Regions from separate parts of the Mus musculus genome. Here regions 1 and 3 are each linked to region 2. A link is a loop called in an ENCODE intact Hi-C map of the cell type or tissue named here. Cell type or tissue: left cerebral cortex. All regions are shown on one strand. Each heading gives the region's core, and the rest is flanking DNA. Links, peaks and the distances in the headings are about the cores only. Region 1 overlaps Fgfr2 (fibroblast growth factor receptor 2). Region 2 holds the start of Gm51499 (a long non-coding RNA gene). Region 3 holds the start of Ate1 (arginyltransferase 1).

Region 1 (6,673 bases), core at 1,155-6,154, 510 kb after region 2:
TACATACATCCAGCACCTATATACTGCGTTTGTGCTCTGTAAGTGTGTGCTGACATATATCTTCTCCAATTATTACAAAATTAACAAGGAAGGCAGAACACCTGTCTGCCTTGAGTCCAACTGGGGCACAGCCAGCATACATGGTGGGTCAGAGAGGGTGGCATGGTGGCTTGCGGCTGTCCACTTATCAGGAAACAGTCTTCCTTTCCTGGTTAGGTAACATGTTTCCAACTGTATAAATCTTTACACACGTGACAAATATGCTTCCCACTATTTACTCCTCTGATCCATATATACAAGTGGAGGCGTGTCACAGGCTCTGGAGGCACAGCCTCTCTGCTCAGTGTAAGTAGGTTCCTGGTGCTGTCCTGTTTGGGGACAGGAAGACACATTCACTCATGTTTTAACACTGCCGTTTATGTGTGGATACTGAGGCAGACAGGGTTCATAAGGCATGGGGTCTGGAGAAAACACAGAATCGTCCCCTGAAGAACAAGAGCTCCTTGTGTCGGGGTAACTAGGAGAATACTGTTCGAGAGGCTGGGTGAGATCCAAGTATTCCTGCAAGAAGGGAAGAGAGACGTTTTATTTCACCTTGGGTCAGGATAACAAGGTGAATACGGTTCGAGAGGCTGACTGAGGTCCAAGTATTCCTGCAAGAAGGGAAGAGAAGAATCTCATTTTAAACAGAAGCTCCTGAAAAATCTCTATCAGATTTGGGAAGGGACGGGGAACCCCCAGGAAGCTTTCCAGAGGCCTAGCTCACCCCAGTGTACAAAGACCTCCCTGATACCCCAACTCCATTCACTCCAGGCTACCCTGAACTTTTCTCTTACGACACAGCATCTATAAACCACCAGCAGGCAGCAGACCATAAAACATAGTGAACTGCTGGTAGCAGGCAGTGAGCTTGCCCACTCTGCTACAGGACCTCGGTGACCCACTATATACAGCCCTCTTCACTACGGCTCACAATCGGAGTTTAAGACCCAGTGAAGTAAACCCAGCAGGACCCTTTACAAAGCCAGGACATGAATATGTATTTTCGGAATCACATTCTACAGTTGTCATTTCTAGGATCATTTAGGGGAGAAGTCATCTCCGTTTGTTGCACAGTTTAACAGATATAATCCATTACCCTCAGGAGCTCCAGAGTAAGCAACAGAAACGGGTTAGGGAAAGGTGTGGCTACCCTCATGGATGTTAAGCCCGTAATGGGCTGTCAAAGGAAGTCTAGGGAAAGGGAAGTTTCAGTACTGAAACTGAAGTTCATAAAAGTTTCTCTGCTCCCCAACACATCCCTGGCTGCTACCAAGGTCCCTTTGGGTCACTCTCTTCCTCCAGCTCAGGACAAGGCTCAAACCCATGTGTGTTTCTGTTTGGTCCATGAACTAAGGCGACTTCTCAACATTTGTACATGGCTAGTAGAAAAATCAAATTGAGTCATATCTTTTGGCAGCCAATGACATGAAATGATATAAATTTATATGAAATTATATAAATTTCCCAGTTTCAGAGTCCATAAAGTTTAGTGGAACACAGACCCTCTTTATTTACATAGAGCTGTGGCTGCTTTCATGCTAGAATGGCAGCTTCGACAGAGACCATATGGCCTTGAAGCTGAAAATGTTTACTCTTTGGGCCTTACAGAAAGTACTTACTAACTGACCCTGGACAAAACTAGAAGGGATTTCTCTTTATGTCTCTCTGTCTCTCTCTGTGTCTTTCTGTTTCTCTCACTGTGTCTCCGTATGTCTTTGTGTCTCCTGAATCTCTGTTTCTCTGTCTCTTTCTGTGTATATCTATCTCCTTCCTCCTGTCCTCTCTCCCTCCTTCTTTCCTTCCTTCCTTCCTTCCTGTAAGTATCTCAAGTATTCCAGGCTGGCTGGCTACCAATACTATGTGACTAAAGATAACCTTGAACTTCTAATCCTCCTGCATCTATCTCTCCAAGTGCTGGGATTACAGGTGTGTGAAGCCACACTCAGTTTCTGTAGTACTAGGCGGTTGAACCCAGGGCTGTGTGCACGCTAAGCAAGCACTCTTATCAACTGAGTTACATTCCCAGTCCTGATAAGATTTCTAACCAGGGGCCTTTCTTGTCTCACTGTCTAAGGCACTGGCACAATAGGGTGGCTTTGCTTATGTACCCAATAGCCAGCAACTCCTATGACATACAGTTTTTCTGAGAGGGGGCAAAAAGCGCAGACTACAGCACAAACAGCCTCAGCATTATCAGCAGAGAGCCCATGGAATGTTGGCGATCATAGGGTTTAAAAGACAAAAACCCACTATAATTCATCACTAGGGTTGGCAAGAGAAAGAGTCGCCATCCAAGAAGGGGGATGTATCGGCTCCAACAACATCAGCATTAACTGTACAACCAGAAACAAACACACCCACCACATCAAAAGAGGACTTTTTGCTTACAATGATAAAAATGAAATTTTGTCCTAAATAGAACCATTTTTCTTAAGCATGTGGTAATGATTTTAAGAAGGAAAGAAACTTCGATTTTTATATCCGTTAGACAATATGGCATTCTGCTTTCTTATTTTAGAAAAAGCATATAAAGTTCAGTAGGAATGGGTCCCCCTTTAAGCATAAATATATCAATACGTAACTTTGAGTACGGACCTGGGATCATTAAATGAAAGCCTAATGCCCTTCTAGTTTCTAAATGAAGCTGTAACCTTCAGATCTGACTGGGGGTGGGGGGCAAGTATCACTGGATTCCAAGCCTAGGGTTAAAGGAACTTAGGCTAGAAACAACAGTTTTGGCAGGAGAAGAAAGTTGGCTTTTTTTTCCCTCCCCCCCTTGAACTATTCCTTTCCTTTCAACTTCTGAAGGTCAGCTGTGTTCATTTAAATGCAAGCTCTCCCTTTATCCAGTACAAGCCACAGCCAAGAGCACAAGAAAGGGCTGCCACGTTAAAGCTTTATATCTCTACATTGGGCCGGTTTTCTTTGTCTTTTTATGCGATCTATTTGTTTTTTAAATCAGAAATCAGCTGTATTCTTTCTTTTCCTTTTAAGGATCTGGGAGATTCAAAACCTTTTCTTTATTGGTGTGAAAACAGCTGCATCTACCTTTTCTTTGGGAGGAAATATTGTTTGGTTCAGAGAATATCTCAAAATTCATGTAGAGTTTCCCTGGACTGTGTGGGCCTAACTGCTCATAGAATATTCCTTCTAAAACCCTAAAGATTGTTCAATTTATGTTGAAGCCAGAGACAGGGCTTTATATAGGCAAAGAGTAACAGAAAATGCTATCTTTGGTGGGCATAAATTATAGAGAAAATAAAATATTTTATGTGTGTATTCATATGGATTTGGGTGTTCATGCATGCGGAAGCCTTGTTTTATGAGACAGGAGCTCTCTTGGGACTTGAAGCTTTCCTTCTAGGCTAGGTCAGCAGACTATTGCGTTCTAGGGGTCCACCAGTCTCCGCCTCCCCAGTGCTGGGATAACAAGAAAACCCCACCACACCAGGCTTTCCGTATGAGTGCTGGGTATCAAACCCATGTTTGTGTGGTAAGCACACTGCTGGCAGCTAGCTCCCCACCCCTCAACCCCACCCCTATGATCAATATTTTAACTACAGACACCAACTGTCACTTAAAAATTCTGTCACTTAGAATTATACAATGTAAGTCACACATGATATGTATGACACACATGCCACACAGAAAGATCCAAGCCACATGCCTTCCCAGACAGGATCACATAAGGCAAGTGACATGTGGAAAGGACAGAATGTCACTGCCTTCCATCAAGTTGGTCAGCCGCTGAGCACAAGCAGCATTCACACTAACCAACAGGACATGGGATCCGGGGCGCATGTTACATGCCAGCACCTTCCCACGCATACCAAAACACTACCACAAAACATTTCCACCTCTCCCTCTGCCTACACAGACACCCTGGGCCTCAGCCTCCAGTCTTGTGAGTCAGAATTCTCAAAGTTCCGTTCTGAGAAGGAAAAAAAAAAACCCTGACTGAAAAGGAGCACACAGTTTAACTCTGCCTGACCCTAAAAATGGTGGGGGCTCCCAACTCCAACACTGGAGCTTGTATTCAACAAACAGGCAATTCCTGAGCTAAGCAGGGGCTCTGAGCTTCTGGAGGGACGCTTTTACCTCATTGGTTGTGAGAGTCAGAATTCGATCCAAGTCTTCGACCAACTGCTTGAATGTGGGTCTCTGTGAGGGTACAGCATGCCAGCAATCCCTCATCATCATGTACCTGCAGAAAGGATTTCTCTGGTCAACTGGTGTCACCAAGCATGTGACATACAGATGTGGTTACTTCTAACAGGTGGCATGGAGACAAGCCCTAGATAAGAAAATGTAACTACACAAACACTACCATTACAGAAACTTCTCTGTAGACAGAATGTTATAGGAGGGTGGCTCTGTACCCAGACAGAGGTAGGTGTGTGTGTGTGTGTGTGTGTGTGTGTGTGTGATAGAGGCTTCACCTCTATCTCTGTGACAGTGTGACCTACCACAGCATTGGATACTTTTCAGAATCCTCTAGAGAGTGGAAGGGGACAGGTTTACAGCCTGCCTCCCTTCTCCTTCCCCAAATGCTCCCTCTTGAACTACACTTTGGGTTTTGTTTTAAAAAGTCTGTTGACAAAAGTTCCTCAGTTTTTTTAAAAAAAAAAAAAAATCAGAAACTACCACTTGAAGGTTTGTGCCAACTAATCTGCCACCAAGGAGCTTTGCACTAACTTCCTGATCAACTCTCGGGGCAGTCCGAGCTTCCCGCCTTATCTTGATTATGAGTTTCGACAGACCCTCTATGTTAGAAAAAGCGACAGGAACACGAGGCACACAATAAATGCCTTTATATAATACGCTATAAAAAGTGGCCATTCATTAGCCTTCCACTGTACACCAGAAAGCGCTCATGGGATTACTGCTCTAAAATCCCCATGAAGAAACACACAATAGAAGGCGGTCTCAGGGACAATCGCTTTCTTAGTTTGCCCCAGAGGAGGGGGCAGCACCTCACTGCCCAAGGCACGCGTCATTAACACAACACAATTTCTCTTACAGTGTGAGGGAGGCATTCCTAGAAACCAGCCCACACTTTCATACTCAGAAATGGTACCCCAATGATGGCATCCAGGTAAACTTGGAGTTCCCAGCTCTCAAATATGGGTAAGCAAACACAGCAACCCATTCAATCTGAGGAAGTGTGGTTGATGGAATGGCAACTTTCTTTTCATATTTTTTGTTCTTGCCCACTCTCGTGTGTGTGTGTGTGTGTGTGTGTGTGTGTGTGTGTGTGTGTGTATGTATGTGTGTGTGCGCGCACACACATGCTGGCCTGCATGCGCATTTGGGAGTTGGAGGTCAACCATGGATACTGTTCTTCAAAAACCATCTATCTTATGCTTCGAAACAGAGTCCCTCGCTGAGACTTGAAGTTTGATGGTTTAGGCTAGGCTGCTTGCCTAGCAAGCCCCAAGGATGCTTGGCTCTACCTCTGCTGTCTGTGGGATTACAGGTGCGTACACCACTGCCCTCAGCTTTTGATGTAGATGTTAGGAATGAATTCAGGTCCTTATGCTTGTGTGGTAATCACTTTACCAAATAAGCTACCTTCCCATCCCCATCACTTTGTAAAAAATTAACTTTTTTTCACTTTATTTTATCGAAAAAAGGGTCTCATTTTGTGGCCCAGGCTGGCCTCAACTTTGCCTTCCTGCTCCAGCCTCCATAATGCTGGGATTATAGTATGAGCCACCGTGCTTAGCTGTCGTGACGATCATCCGTGGTTAAGGGTGCTTTGGAAGGAGCCCATTTCCTACTTGGGATTGCCAGCACTGTGAACAACCATGTCTATTTTACAGGGGCAGCCCCAAAGCATCCTAGCATGCCTGACCTATGGAGTACTCCTGTCAGTGTGTGGCTTTCCCTTCCCATGGCAGCCAGATTTAAGGCCCACTCCACACACTTTGGCAGGATGCTGCTCATTCTTTTGGATAAGCCACAGTTGTCTGTGTAAGTATCTATCTCAGTACTGGGATTGAACCCAGGCAACTCCAGCCATTCTTCTTAGCATGCTTAGAAAATGGGAGCCTGAGGAACCCAAGACATGTCTGGAGAGAGGACAGATGGGATGAGCCCACTGCACTGTCAGCAGGGGTGGCTACAGCCCTTACAGTTCATTGGTGCAGTTGGTGGGCTTGTCCATCCTGTGTCCCTCTTTGAGCAGCTTAAAAAGTTCCTCCACGGGAATCCCTGGGTAGGGTGAGCCCCCTAAAGTAAAGATCTCCCACATTAACACCCCGAAGGACCAGCTGCAAAGAAAAGAGAAAACATAGCATTAGTAATGCGTCCAGATTGCAGAAACCTAAACATGTCAGTTAAAAAAAATAAACACCCACTCACTTCTTACATCCATAGATAAATGAGCCCTCCCGCAATCCATCCTACATGCCCTTTCCTGACCCCCAAGGAGCCTCCCTAAATGAGGACGACATGTGGATGGTCTGATGGAATTTTCCATAGATAGACAAAGAGCCCCACGGCCATCTCTTAAAGTTCTTTGTCTTTTCTGTGGTGATAGTCATGCGGTGGGGGGGGTGGGGGTGGAGGTGGGAGGGTCTTGACTCCTTGACTTCAGACTTCTCCTCTCTAAATCAGCCATCTCGCTGTG
Region 2 (6,673 bases), core at 1,003-6,002:
ACAGACAGACAGACAGACAGACAGACAGACAGACACAGACAGAGAGAGACAGAGAAAGGGCGAGTAATCCCATCAGGCCCCACTGCCCACATTCTATACACCCCGTGCTGATTAATCACCCTTGCTAACTGAATTTGAAATCACTTGGGAGACACAGCCCTTGGGTGTGTCTGTGACCGTAGGTCTAAGGAGGTTCAGCTAAGGTGGAAAGGTTCATTTTGAAAGTGGGTGGCACCATGCCTTGAACTGACATCTTGGACAGAGTCAAAAAGAGAAAGCAAGCTGAGCACGGGCGTTCATCTCTGTTCCCTGACTGTGACAATGGGACACCTTTCACACCCCGCTGCATGCTTCCCAGACACAAAGGACTGTGTCCCCTTAAACCGTGTGTCAGAAACAATCCTGTCCTTTCCTTCCTTAAGTTGCTTCCCCATGTACCACAGCAGTGGGCGGCCTCCTGCCTGTCACCACCATCACACTTTAGATGAGGCTGTCACCTGCTGGACATCAAAGAGATCCGGGGAGAGGCACACAGACCTAAGGTTACATGGGCGCCCATGGAGGCTCCAGATCCAAGAGCATATCCCCATCTACGGACCCCCACAGACAGTCAAGGCCGCAGCATATTGTCTACCACTCTCAGCAGCTCTGCCGACTCCCCCAGTCCTAAGATCTAGTAACTGCATTGATGGCTGTGACCCCTGCAGGATCCTACAGGCCCCAAAGACTCTGTTTAGCACAGGTGTAAGTACTGTCATCCAGCTGGGACTCATACCTGTGACCAGCCTGGAACACAGGGGTGTGGGTCTGCAACTGATTCCTGCAGGCTGACGCTCCATTCTTTCACTGAGGGCACAGAGCGTTCAGGGACGGTAAGGCCCTGGGCCTTGGCAGATACCTAGAAGGGGTGGAGGGTGGGCAGGGTTGCTCACCAGTCACTCAGTTGCTCCGATTTTGGCCTCTCTCCAGACAGACAGAAGCAGTCTGGGGCCCAGTGGCCTGCTTTGGAGATGGGGCATGAGAGGGAACCCATTATAAAAGGGGAGGGGGTGTCGGGAGGATAGGAAATCTGCTCACATGGCATTTTCTGGGCACAATGCCACCCTTTAGAATCAGTAGAGGCAAGAATCTACAATTTAGCCACCCTCACTCCCATGGGTAACTTCCACTGTTGGGCTATGTGTGAGAGACACAATTTAGAAATAATCTTTTATTCTTGCAATGGACAGATATTTACAAAGCACTTCCTCTTGGCACCGTCCCACTCCTGCCCCTGACACTGTGGCACTGAGGCAGCTTTCCCAGGCAGTTTCCCAGAATTCCTCAGGCCTCAACCCTACTTCCTCCTTTGGAGTCATCTTTTCCAAAATGGCTGCCCCCTCCAGGTTCCTTCTCCTACCATCCTTTCTTGGATCCTTTCCCACAGACGCGCATGAACATCACTGTGCTTTTAGTTGACTGCTCTCAGTGCCTCCCCTCCTAGACAGAAGCCCCTCTCAGGCTCACTCTCACCTCTGAGGTGATGCTAAGATCACCTGTTTATCCTCAGGGCTGCTAGGATATAACATGCTCAAGAAATGCCTGTGGAATAATAAGAGAGGCCACTCTCGCACTCTCTTCCCATCGGGGCAGGCACCTGTTGAAGAAAGAGAGGATTTGAGAGGAAGGGGTCAGTGGGGTGGGGGGACATCGAAGCTCAGAGACTGGCATGGAGGGCTGCCCACCCCCGCCTATAAAAAGAGAAGCCCCTAGGAAAGGCATCGACAGCCCACCCAGAGCAGTGTCTCTGATGAGGAAGGACCAGTGTGGACGCCAGCATTCTTCCTGGAGCAGCATCTGTCTGGACAGGTAGAAGGGAGGCCCTGGTGGGTTCCTGGAACCTCTGCAGAGCATGCTTGTATGTACTTGCTCAGCTGGCACGCCATGAATTGTTTTGGGGCTGTCTTGTTAGGAGATTAAGTTTTCTTTTAAAAAGACGGGGGAGGAAAAAAAAAAAAAGAGTCTCTAGCAGGGGCCTGAGTGGAGCTGACCTCTGATGGCGGCAGAGTCTGACTGGCACTGCGTTTGTCTAATTAATCTTCTTGTCAACAGAGTTGTTCTCTGCTGGTGCCAGCCCTGACATCATCCTGCAAGCTTGTCACACCGGTTCCTATCCAGCTACAAAGGCCTCTCCTTGCTCCCTGCTCACACCAGCCAGCCCATCATGGACTGCTGTATTGCATATATCTGCGCGGCATCATGGTGAGGCTGGATCTCCAGGGAGGAGACAAGAGGAAAGAGAGAGGAGCCTTTCTGACTTAGAGGGGCCCTGTAGATCATGGCTGATAGGAAAGCTGGTCAGGGAGCGTGGAGGTAAGGGGCGTTTCATACTGGAAGGAGCCTGGTCACCACATGGAGCTAGGCACTGGCCTTTAGGCAGGGTTAAATTTCAGGGGGCACAGAATTCAATGATATAAAGAACATGGCTCCTTACTTCACTGAATTGCCCTCAAAATAGCCCTGGAAAATTTGGGTGGTAAAGCTGCAACATACACCTTTAAAGATCCAAGTAGGGATGTCACACTGACCCAGGCTTCCCTGGCTGGGGATACTGGTCACAGTGTGAGTTTGGGGACCTTAACTCAGGACTCAGACTTACAGAAAGAATGTAGGGCTCTTATGCCGGATGGGGCTCCCTAGGTGACCATGTTGCACCTCTGTAGGGACTTCTTAAAGTCAAATTCAGCCATACAAGCCCTCCCTGTTGGTGTCATTGTCAGTGTGCAATTTGATGTCCCTCAAGCACTCAGCACCACCTCACCTTGCGTGCCTGTCTACTCATTTGCCAGGTAAAGGTGGTACCGAGGCCTTCTCCTCCCCCACCCCCCCCCACCCATCCTATGCCGTTCTGGGAATTGATTCCAGGGCTGTCTATCACTGAGATACATCCTGAGTCCCCTTTGTACATTAATTTTGTGACAGAGTCACTAGATTGTCTAATCCTGTAATCCTCCTGCCTCGGCCTCCCCATGACTGGCATCCCAAGCCTGTGCCACCATGCCCATTCACCTGGCTTCTTAACCAAGAAAATCTGCTGAGACAGAAGACCAGGGGAGGGGAGTCTGTGAACTTGAACAGAGAAACATGACGTCATTATTTTTACTCACCTCTCGCTGCAGTTTAGCAGTTGATTCAATTACAAATCTAGGCAGAGTGCCCTGGAGTATTAGCATCGCCTGAGATGTTTTCTTTCCTCCAACAGAAATCACAGCTACTTTCATGGCATGTTACAATTGAGGCACTTATCTCAAAATATCATCTGGACTCATCACTATTTTGAGACGACTGTAGTTGACAGGCCCAGTCTTCAGATCTCGTTAACTCACAGTCTAAAAAAGAACATATATAGGATTATCTCACAATTTTAAAACATTTTGAAAACTGTGCTGAGTGCCGTGTGGGTGTGCTTTGCATTCCTCCTGTCTTTAAAATGCTTTTTTTTGCAAACACTCTGAGTAACTCGGGGCTTCTCCAGATTGCCGAGGGGGAGGGGGAGGGGGAGGGGGAGGGGGCGTCATCTAACTGCAAGCTTCTCTCATGTTCTCTTTCCCGGCTTCAATGCACACCTCCTGACCTGATTGATGCACAGTAGGTGTTCAGCACATTTTACTGACAGAATAAATGAATGGAAGCCAGTGTCTGAGCCTGTCTTTGTTCTGTGTCAGGAAACCATGTGTCTTTGAAGAAGCAGCAGATTCTGGACACCCTTACAATTCAGGTGCATCGGAGAAAAGCCCCGTCCAGCCCCAGAGCCCAGGCCTAATCAAAGCAGTATCTAATTGGCCCATTTCCTTAACTGATACAGCCACCCAGGCCTCCAACTCCCCGAGCATCACACTGGGGGATGGGGGATGTTCTCAAGAAAATGCCTCCATAATCCCAGGCTCACCTGGTTGGTCCTCTGGGAAGATCAGAGGGCGCGGCCCTTCTGCGATGCCCGTTCTTGCCACGAGATGGCGCTGTGGACCAGGCTGACCATCCTCTTAGTGCCTGGCTGAGCTGAATCTCTGGGAACATGGCTTTAGACTTCAGGCTTTTCGTGGGATGGGGTTTAGTTTCCATCTCTGTGGCCACAGGGGTCACGGTCTCCGACCTCACTGCAGCCCCACTGTGGTTAATCAGTAGCTGGTCAGTTATCCATCAGTTACCTATCAGTTACTCATCATCTCCAGACAGGTTAGACAGCACTGCGTTCTTGATGCCCTAGGGACAAACCACAGGATTACCCACTTTGGCACTGGACATCCACACACCTCTCATTTCCTCTTATTGGGGCTTAGCATAGGGGCCGTGAGCCAGGTCATGACCACCAGATGGATTCAAGTTCTAATTCAGCTATGTCTTGCTGACATCATTTTTTTTTCTCCCCGTGCAGCCCACAGGTTTGAAGGAGCCAGTGCTTCTGTGGACCAAGAACACCTTAGCTGGCATGTGCTCGCCAAAAGCTCCAGGCCAGTCATTGTCTGTGGTATTGATTTCCACAATGCTAGCCTCACTGTCTGTCACCCAGAAAGGACAATGTTCATCCCACCCACCCCCGTTCCTTTGTTCATAGGATCGTTATGGAATGAACATCTACAATGCTGTGCCCAGTCTGGCACTACACAAAAGACCAAATGAAGGTCAACCCTTGTACTGTTTATCCTGTAGAGGAACGGACGGAGTGGGCAGTTTAGCACCCGAGCCACCACCTCCTGCTGCTCTAATTGTGTCTCTGCCCCAGGTCTCAGAGGATTATGGCAGTGGTCCTATGCTCTGCCAGAGTCTTCAAGTTCTAGGTAAAACCTTAGCAGAGAGAGACATCCTTAGAGGGTGGTGAACATTCACCCTTAATTCCCTTAAAAATGACCTGGAAAAGCAAGTCCTGGATTCAAGCTGAAGTCACTCAGTTGGCCATGCTCCCTGCTTGCTGAGAGCACAGGGGTAGCCCCACCCCTTCACTCCCCAGCCCATCTCCAGGCTGCATCCTCAGTCTGGTCCATGTTATGTCTCTGGTGCATGTGGTTCCTAGCCTTACCTGGGCCAGGACCCCTGGCCACTGGGATGTGAAGGCCTCAGGCAGGCTTCTGTAAGCTGGCCGCAGGCCAGGGTGCCCACAATTAAGAGACTCATAGTGAAAGTAGATTCTTGCGGTTCCCAATCCGGGCAGAATTCCCTGGGTGTCTGGGGACAATCGCAGGCTGAGGGACTCCGAAGGCGCCAGTGTTACTGTTTAAAGTGTTATCGGCTTAATGAACTGCTTACGAAGTGTTAAATGAGGGCGATGAAATCCCAGCATCTGGGCCCCGCTTTTATTTGTAGACTTCAAGCTGGGCGCTTAGTGTTTGAAAAATGCCAATTAATGCTATCAATTCGAATTTCTAATGAGGACCAAGGAGGCTGTGTAGTCTTACCTGAGCTATTCCAAAATGCACCTGCACCCACAGAGACTGCAGAAATGGTTGTTGCTATTTGAGTAAGAGAGGAGGACATTGGGGGGGGGGGGTGTCACTGTACTCTGTGGCATAATCTGGTAGATTTATTTATTTATTCATTTGTTCATTTCTCCGTGCTAGAAGAAAGAACCACGAGTTGCCATCCACATAACATTTCCAGGGCTGACCTAGGAAGTTTGTTGTTGCTGCCCATTCGTTCCAGGTCAGAAAATAATAGACTGTGGAGGAATATTCCCTGGGCTTCCAGGAGGGAACTTTCTGAGCCACCCTCTAGTCGAAGCAAGCTGAATTTGGGGGAGCCGGAAACAATGTAGAATTACTCCCTCTCTCCTAGGGTTTGTGAGTCCTCTCACCAGTGTGACGTCAGTCCTGTACCTCAGCAGCCATGTTTCTTGCCTCAGACACTCCGCAGCGTTACCCCCAGCAACAGCATTCCAAAGCAAACTTTCCAGTTTCCAGGGAACATGGAGCAAATGTTTAAATCAGTCGAAGTTAAACTAATGAGAGGAAGGCAGAAAAGAAATCCCCAACTTTCTTCTTGCCTTGTACAGACATTGCTTTTAATCTGCTTCATGCTTTGGGGACCCTTTTATCCCCATCTTGAAAGGAGCGTTACACAAAGCGAGGAAGCTCGGCAAACGCGGAGGTGTCTGGGTACGGTGCTATGGAAGAGCTCTGACAAACTCACGTGGAGGGGAAGCAGAGGGTTTGGGGGATTTGGATGGAGCCGCCTGCAACCTGACCTGGAGCTAGAAAGATGCCCAGGATGGAAGCTTCACTTTGCAGATGGTGTGCCAGCAGCCCAATCAAGATAGCTCCTGAGAGAGCAGTGAGGGGAACCCATTCCTCAGCACGCTGACAGGTCCTTAATGAGCAGCTAGTAGTCTCATTTAGGGACATTCACCTGCCTGGGCACAGTGGAGATGATTAGATGAGAACCGGCCCTTTCAGGTTAGTACCCAAGGATCCACTTTCTAAAAGGAGAGTGCCTGCACAGATTAATTTTTGAGCCAAGCTGGTCTTGCAAGGCTGGGTCTCTTCCCTCACTCTGCTCTTACTGCATCCTCCACTGCAAAGCACCAGGCCGGGACGAGCAGAGGCAGACATTGAAGCAAGAGTTTCTGGGAGGTGCTCTGTAGCTCCATTATCATGGTAAGACAAGCCGGCTGGCTGCCTCGGGTCAATGAGAATTATGTACA
Region 3 (6,673 bases), core at 1,175-6,174, 870 kb after region 2:
TAAAAATAACTATCCATCCAGACTTGGTGGTGTACACATTTAACCCAAGTGCTCAGGAGGTAGACACAGGCCTACACAGAGTACCAGACCAGTCAGGGGTACATAGTAAGAAAAAAGAAAAATTACCAAGAAAACACAGTGTATGAACAATTATAGAATCAGTTAACCAACAGGTGTGTGTGTGTGTGTGTGTGTGTGTGTGTGTCTGCGTGCAATTGTGTAAGGCAATCCTGAGTCACTGAGACAGCTCTATGGATGAAGGCATTTGCTGGCCAGACTGAAGGCCTGATCTCAGCCCCAGAACCCACGTGACAGAAGTAAAGAACCCTCCCGCAGGTTGTCCTCTGAGCTGTATAAGTATTGTAGTACACACAAGCTCATCCCCAAATACAAATAAGTAAACATTTTTTTAAAAGGCAATCTAGGTACTGGGAAGACAGCTCAGTAAGAAAAGCCCTTGCTGTGCAAGCATGAGGATTGGAGTCCAGATCACCAAAGCCAGGCGTGCAATGGTCATCAGGGAGGGTGCTTGCTGCTAAGCATGCACAAGAGTGCTCGAGCACTCGAGCGTGTTCTCTCTCTCTCTCTCTCTCTCTCATTCTCACACACTCTCCCCCCATACTCACTCACTCTACCCCTTCTCATATACGTACACACACACATATAATAAAAATATTTTAAAACAATTTTTTTAATGAATGCCAAGTACCATCAAAAATTTATATTAATTTTTCTTTTTTGTTTTTGAGACAGGGCCTCATCAAGTAGCCCTGGCTGGCCTGAAGCTCACTGTGTAGACCAAGCTATTCTCAAACTCACAGAGATCCACCCACCTCTGCTCCCTAGTGCTGGGATTACTGGCCTGGGACACCACATTCAGCAACAGATAGTGTTAATTTTATAAGATGATAAAGGCATGGTAGATAAGTTAAAAGGGAAACTATTTCTTCTCAGATATGTATGTTGCAATATGCTTTCTGCAATAATAATTAACATGTAATCTACTGTCAAATGCTTTGGAGAGGAGGGAAAACATAGAGAATCAGTGAAAAAATAGAATAATTCCAGAAACTGTCAAAGGTTAGTAATAAGCATACAAGGTATGTAATATATTTTACTTTATGCATAATTTTTAACTTTGCCAATAAATTTCTAAGAACAAAAAACTACACTACACAAAAGAACATAATAAACAGCTCCGTAAAAGAATATCCTGAGGGCAATTCTCACTATGCAGCTATAAGAAGCAACTAAGCAATAACAAAACGCATCTGTGTTAAAGAACCTTACCTTCTCCATCCTCGGTCTATAAGATCCTGATAATCCTGCACTGTCATGGAATGTGCCCACATGCCTGAAAAAGTAAGTACCATGTTAGCTCCAGCACACCCTATTGTCTTCTTGTTAAAACCCTTAAGTGTTCTTTACAAGAAAAAACAGGTAAGTTAGAGGAGGTGTGGTAAAACTGCAAAGGCAGAGACAGGTGGATCTCTGGGCATCCCAGGCCAGACTGGGCTACCTAGTTAGACCCTGTGTAAAAAATAAATTAAAAATAAAAATGGCAAATTTAGACTAAAGTTCTAGAACATTCAAATTGGAGTAAAAAAAAGTCTGCATTTACTTTACACCTAACATAATACGTACAACACAAACAAAAAATAAGTTATATTAATTCTAAGGTAGGAGTGGTGACACAAACCTGTAATCCTAGAATTTAGGAGGTAAATGCATGTGGAGTCAGATGGTGGAGTCAGGAGTCAGGAGTCAGGGTTTAAGACCAACCTCAGCTATATAATAAATTTGAAACCAACCTGAGTAACATAAGATCCTGTGTGTTTGGGGGGGAGGGGGTATTAAGTCAGGTGTGGTGGCACACACCTTTGATCTCAGCACTCAAGAGGCAGAGGCAGGAACATCTCTATGAGTTCAAGGCCAGCCTTGGCTACAAAGTGACTCTAGGAGTCCAGGCAAGTCAGGGCTATATAAGAGACCCATTCTCAAAACAGGAACAAAAAAAAAAGAAATCTAATCTAAAGAATCAAATATATCAAAAGTGACTCCTACTCCATTTAATTAAAAATTAATAAATCATCTCAATTCTCACTGGAATTGTAGACTTCACACAAACTTTCAGAGAACCTCCAGTGAGTTAACACACTGGTCTCACCTATTTGAGAGTTGCCATTAATTAGTTTACCTTCTATTGCTATGCAAGAAACACTATAATCAAATATGGTTTCGGGGTGAAAGGGTTTATTTCCTCTTACAGCTCACAAGGCATCATAGAAGGAAGTCAGAGCAGAAACTGGAGTCAGGGCCCTGGAAGCAAATACCTCAGGGCAGGGATCTAAAGGCAGGAAGTGAAGCAGAGGTCGGGGAAGAACACTGACTACTGACTAGCTCTTCTTGGCTTGCTAGAACTGGTTTCTTGTACATCCCAGTACCCCATGCCCAGAGCTGGGCCCTCCTATATTAATCACTAATCAAAATATGTCACAAAAGACTTAACTACAGGCCATGGGAGAGCGGCAGTTTCTCAGTTGAGGTTTCCACTTTCCAGGTAACTCTAGCTTGTGTCAAGCTGACCAGCACAAAGGTATGTTAGTTCTACTACTTGCTATGCATAATATATATAGCACAGGCTTGACCCTTAAAAATAGGACAAACATATACAGACATACTCATTCAAAATAAATGAACTGACAGTAACTGGCATCCCAAGGGAACAAGATGATGATGACAGAGCCTCTGAAATTATCAATTCAGTGAAATAACTATGACACTGTGGACGAGGGGACAAAAATGATGGGGATTAACATGTAAAGGACATACCTGAACTAAAACTTAAAACGACGAGTTTTTTTCTTCCTGAAGAAATTGTACCAGCTATATATAGAAACATGCTTTATAGAGTGGCAAGCGAGGAGGGGAGAAATGGTGTCAAGTTCCAGTAAAAATGTTAGCATACCAGTTCTATAACCTTCATTTCAGTTCCTGCCCCAAGGTTCCTTCCTGCCTCCACTTCTTGCCCTGACTTCTCAATGGAGCGAAAGCTCTAAGACGAAATAAGCCCTTTCCTCCCCAAACTGCACTTGATCATGGTGGTTATCACAGCAATCCAAAGCAAAACTAGTGACTAGTCACTCGCTGACACCAACAAGTTATTCTGAGCCTCAAAGGAATCCTCTGTAGTTCTGAGGCCACTCAGATATAACAAGAGTTCCTACAACAGTCACCCAACAGAAGAGTGCCTTACAGGAAAGACGAAAACTGAAATGCTGGGAATTTATAGTTATCTTTCTAGATGATAAAACTGTTCTTCAACAAATCTTGAAGCACAAAATATTTATATTGTCCAATTTTCTCTAATACGAAATTACTAGGGGTAGGGGTAGTAAGGTCCTCCCTATTAAAATATGTTTCAGTCACATAATACTGGCAAATATTATAGTCAGAATATAAAAATTCTGAAAAAGAATAGTATCTCTATCACTCAAAGTGAGCCACTGTCATTTGATGTGCTTTCTTGGCCTTATTTGGGCTTTATTGGACCGTATTCCTCTCAGCTGTCACGTGTACTCGGCTGTCATCTGCATCCTGTTTATTTAACCCTATGCTCCAAGCGTTTTTTTCACTTAACTGGTCTTCGTAATCCGTGCATCTAACGATTGTATAACTGTCTACCCAAGGCCGCGGTTCACCTAATAATACACTTTCTCCTAATAAACACTTTTAATGCATCCATAAACCAAAATCCCGTGCACAGCCAAACCACTAAACTGTCTTTCAAAACGGGTAAATCTCTAACCTAAATTTATAGTCAAGTTACCTTGCTTCCACCTGCAGGATTATTCTAAACCATCCATCCTAGATTCTGTATTTGCCGATCATGACACGGCAGACAATAAGTACATATTCGGCTTACAAACAAATCTTCCGTAAGAAACCTGAATCCTAGCCCGGTGGTGATGCACACCTTTGATCCCAGACCCTCGGGAGGCAGGGGCAGGCGGATCTCTGAATTCCAGGCCAGCCTGGTCTACAGAGTGGATTCCAGGACAGCCAGAGCTACACAGAAAACGTTTGTCTCGAAAAGCCAGAAAAATAAAATAAAATAAAAAGAAAAGAAACCTAAAGCCTGAAGGAACACCGTTATTACGGTCTTCAAGATGGATTGGCACAATGACATGGTATAAATCCCTGATTTAAAAAAAAAGTCGAGCAGGTATTTTATCAAAATATCAAGCCGATCTCGGTTTCCAGTACGTTCTCCCAGACACTTTCTCCAAAATGACAGCGAACAGGTGTGCACGCACACGCCCCTCTACACATGCAGCAGGGGGCCTCGGCTGCCGCGGGGATGGATGCAGGGCGGCCGTCAGCTCCCAGGAGCCTCCCCATCTCCCTTCCCGTCTCCCAGAGCAGCCGCTGAGGGAGCAAGGGTGGAGGACACCCGGCTCTTCACGACGCTCCCCCAGGCTGCGGCCACCCAAGACCCTCACAGAGCCCGAAGCACACGCCCGCCGGCCGAGCTCGCTCACCATAGGAGCGACTGCCCAACTTGTTCTTGCAGTAGCCACACTGGAAGGAGGTCTGGCCCTCAAAATACTCTACAAGGCTAGGTGAAGGCGCGCTCCAAGAAGCCATGTCCGCGACCCCGCCGCCGCTGCGCCACCCAGTCCTACGCAGCCGCCGCTACCGCCGCCTTCGCCTCCACCACCCCACAATGCAACGCGCGCGCCTCCGAAGATCGCGCGAAGCCACTCGAGTGCTCCCGGGCTGGAAGGACCGGACGCCCTACGTCACTGACGCCGCCCGCGCCATGTTGACTGCGGGCAGCCGTCCGCTAGTTCCGTTCCTCCTCTGTGAGGGGCGGCTACCCCCTAGGGAGGGCGAGGGCGGGAAGACCGGGATGGAAAGGAAGCCGGCTGAGGAGAGACCAATGGGACCGGGAAGCTGGAGTCGGGTGACCAACGGCCTCAACCCGCGCGGCAGGCCTGCCAGGACGTAGCGAGAGCCTGGCTGAAGCCGGTAAAGGCGACCTGGACGGCGGGACACTCACCACACGACGTCTTGCCCTCCCTGGACTCGCAGTAGCCGCAGTAGTAGCCGGCCTTCAGGCCCTTGTATTCCACCACCGAGGCCATGGCCGCCGCTGTGGGCTTGAGGAGCGGCCACGCCTCTCAGCGCGGGGAACCTCGGGGAAGGGCCGAGAGCGCGGGGGTTGCCGGGTTCGCGGCTCTCCGCCGATCCCCGGTCAGGCCACTGGCCGCCAGCCTGGGTTGCAGGGGTGCGTCTCGGAACCCAGTGTTTAGTGGCCAGCAGGTTACTTGTCCAGTCAACAGCAGTCCTTGTCACTGACGCGATCTCTCAGCCCGCTTTACAGATAGGGAAACTGAGGCTCCAGGTTGGGATTCACCCGGTCATTTGCGCTCTGTAGTTGAAGGTTAACCTCGAGTTCTGCGCCTGACCACCTGTGAGGAACGAGGAGCCGGAGCTGGCTTGATAGAGAGGGATCTAGAATCCAAACAACTCTGCTAGAGCGGAATGTCCAATGACGAAGCGACACTTTCCTCTTTTAAAGGGAGTTTTAAATATCACTCAAAAAGAATTTTTAACTCTTCAGGCTGAACATTTACATAATCTGAATTCACTCCATGGGTCTCCAATTTGCAAAGAACGTGTTTTAGGGAATGAGGTTGTGAGGCAAAGTGTAAAAATAAAGGCATGCTCCTACCAAGATAATATTCCTTAGCTTTCTCCTCTGCGTACACAGATGTTTAAGTCTGTCTGGCATAATTTCCATAGTCGACAATATGGTGAATTCCTTTTTGCAGTGTCTAGAAAGTGCAATCAGGAAACTTTTTTTTTTAATTATGTTTGTGGGTGTTTAGCCTGCAAGTAGATATGTGTACAACCTTCATCCAATGCTGGAGGCATCCAGAAGGCATTGTAGACCCTGAAACCTTGACGGGCAGACAATTCTGAGCCACTCATGTAAGATTGAAAGGATGGAAAAATACAGCCTCAACTCCAGCCTCCTAAGAAGCCCTAAATACCACAAATTCCAGACCCTGCTCCCTGCCAGTATACAGGTAAAAGGTCACACTTCCGTGCTGTTCCAGGGCCCGCTTCCTGTATGGAACTAGGTGAAAGAGCATTAAGACAGACCCTTGAATACGTGATCCTGGCCTAGTAAGATAACAGGAGGAGAGGAGCTGACTAACTGCTTATCTAGCAACTGTAAAGTGCTTGCACAATGGAAGGAAAGATTACACACTGAAAGAACTGCGTGGGGTCTTGATGCTATGAAATGATTGGTTTGCGAAACGCAGGCTTTGTTGTAACCCCATAAAAGCTGTCCCAATTCTGCACTCGTGGTCCGTGGTCCTCTACCCCTGCGTGGTGTACTGGGCCCCAGAGCACGCCTGGAATAAAAAGTCCTCTTGCGGTTTGCATCAAGGCCGTTTCTTGTGAGTGATTTGGGGTGTCGCCTCTCCTGAGTCAGAACGTGGGGGAGTCCTCACTTTGTGGGTCTTTCAACATCAAATATGATGCTGGGAACCAAACTCTGTGTCTTCTGCAAGATCATCAAGTGCTCTTAACCACTGAGCCACCACCTCTCCTGCCGGTGAACAAACTTATTTTTCAACTGTTAATGAACCTAGATGAC

Evidence for each region. A loop is a pair of places that touch in the nucleus more often than their neighbours do. Peaks named below come from ENCODE experiments on the same cell type or tissue, not always from the same donor. Only the 100,000 strongest peaks of a DNase experiment are listed, where the experiment ranks them.
Region 1: it touches region 2 in a loop (2.2-fold over the local background); 4 of 42 quality-filtered maps call a loop at or near these places.
Region 3: a loop joins it to region 2, with 3 times the contacts of the local background. A loop is called at or near these places in 2 of 42 quality-filtered maps.

Annotation. Positions count from the first base shown.
Region 1 is chr7:130,163,563-130,170,235 of GRCm38, forward strand. Fgfr2 (fibroblast growth factor receptor 2) reads right to left here. Exons shown (of 18, transcript NM_010207.2): 16 at 6,177-6,314; 17 at 4,141-4,246; 18 at 1-561. The coding sequence ends at 397. Among named protein-coding and RNA genes, the nearest start is that of Gm39096, 72 kb to the left of the region's middle. In left cerebral cortex, for the core only: no CTCF peak of the experiment used is centred there; a DNase peak (open chromatin) is centred at 3,882.
Region 2 is chr7:129,649,921-129,656,593 of GRCm38, forward strand. Gm33122 (a long non-coding RNA gene) reads right to left here. Exons shown (of 5, transcript XR_869975.1): 2 at 3,929-4,242; 3 at 3,147-3,368; 4 at 776-1,636. It overlaps Gm51499 (a long non-coding RNA gene), which reads left to right and starts at 1,417. Exons shown (of 3, transcript XR_003946877.1): 1 at 1,417-1,848; 2 at 2,092-2,241; 3 at 2,703-3,188. In left cerebral cortex, for the core only: a CTCF peak has its summit at 3,970 (motif pointing right); DNase peaks (open chromatin) are centred at 3,341, 3,978 and 5,120.
Region 3 is chr7:130,514,815-130,521,487 of GRCm38, forward strand. Ate1 (arginyltransferase 1) reads right to left here and starts at 4,766. Exons shown (of 12, transcript NM_013799.3): 1 at 4,542-4,766; 2 at 1,291-1,354. The coding sequence starts at 4,647. It overlaps Gm4275, which reads left to right and starts at 4,777. Exons shown (of 4, transcript XR_869987.2): 1 at 4,777-5,031. In left cerebral cortex, for the core only: no CTCF peak of the experiment used is centred there; DNase peaks (open chromatin) are centred at 3,630, 4,049, 4,364, 4,828 and 1 more place; H3K4me3 peaks cover 2,448 bases; H3K27ac peaks cover 2,341 bases.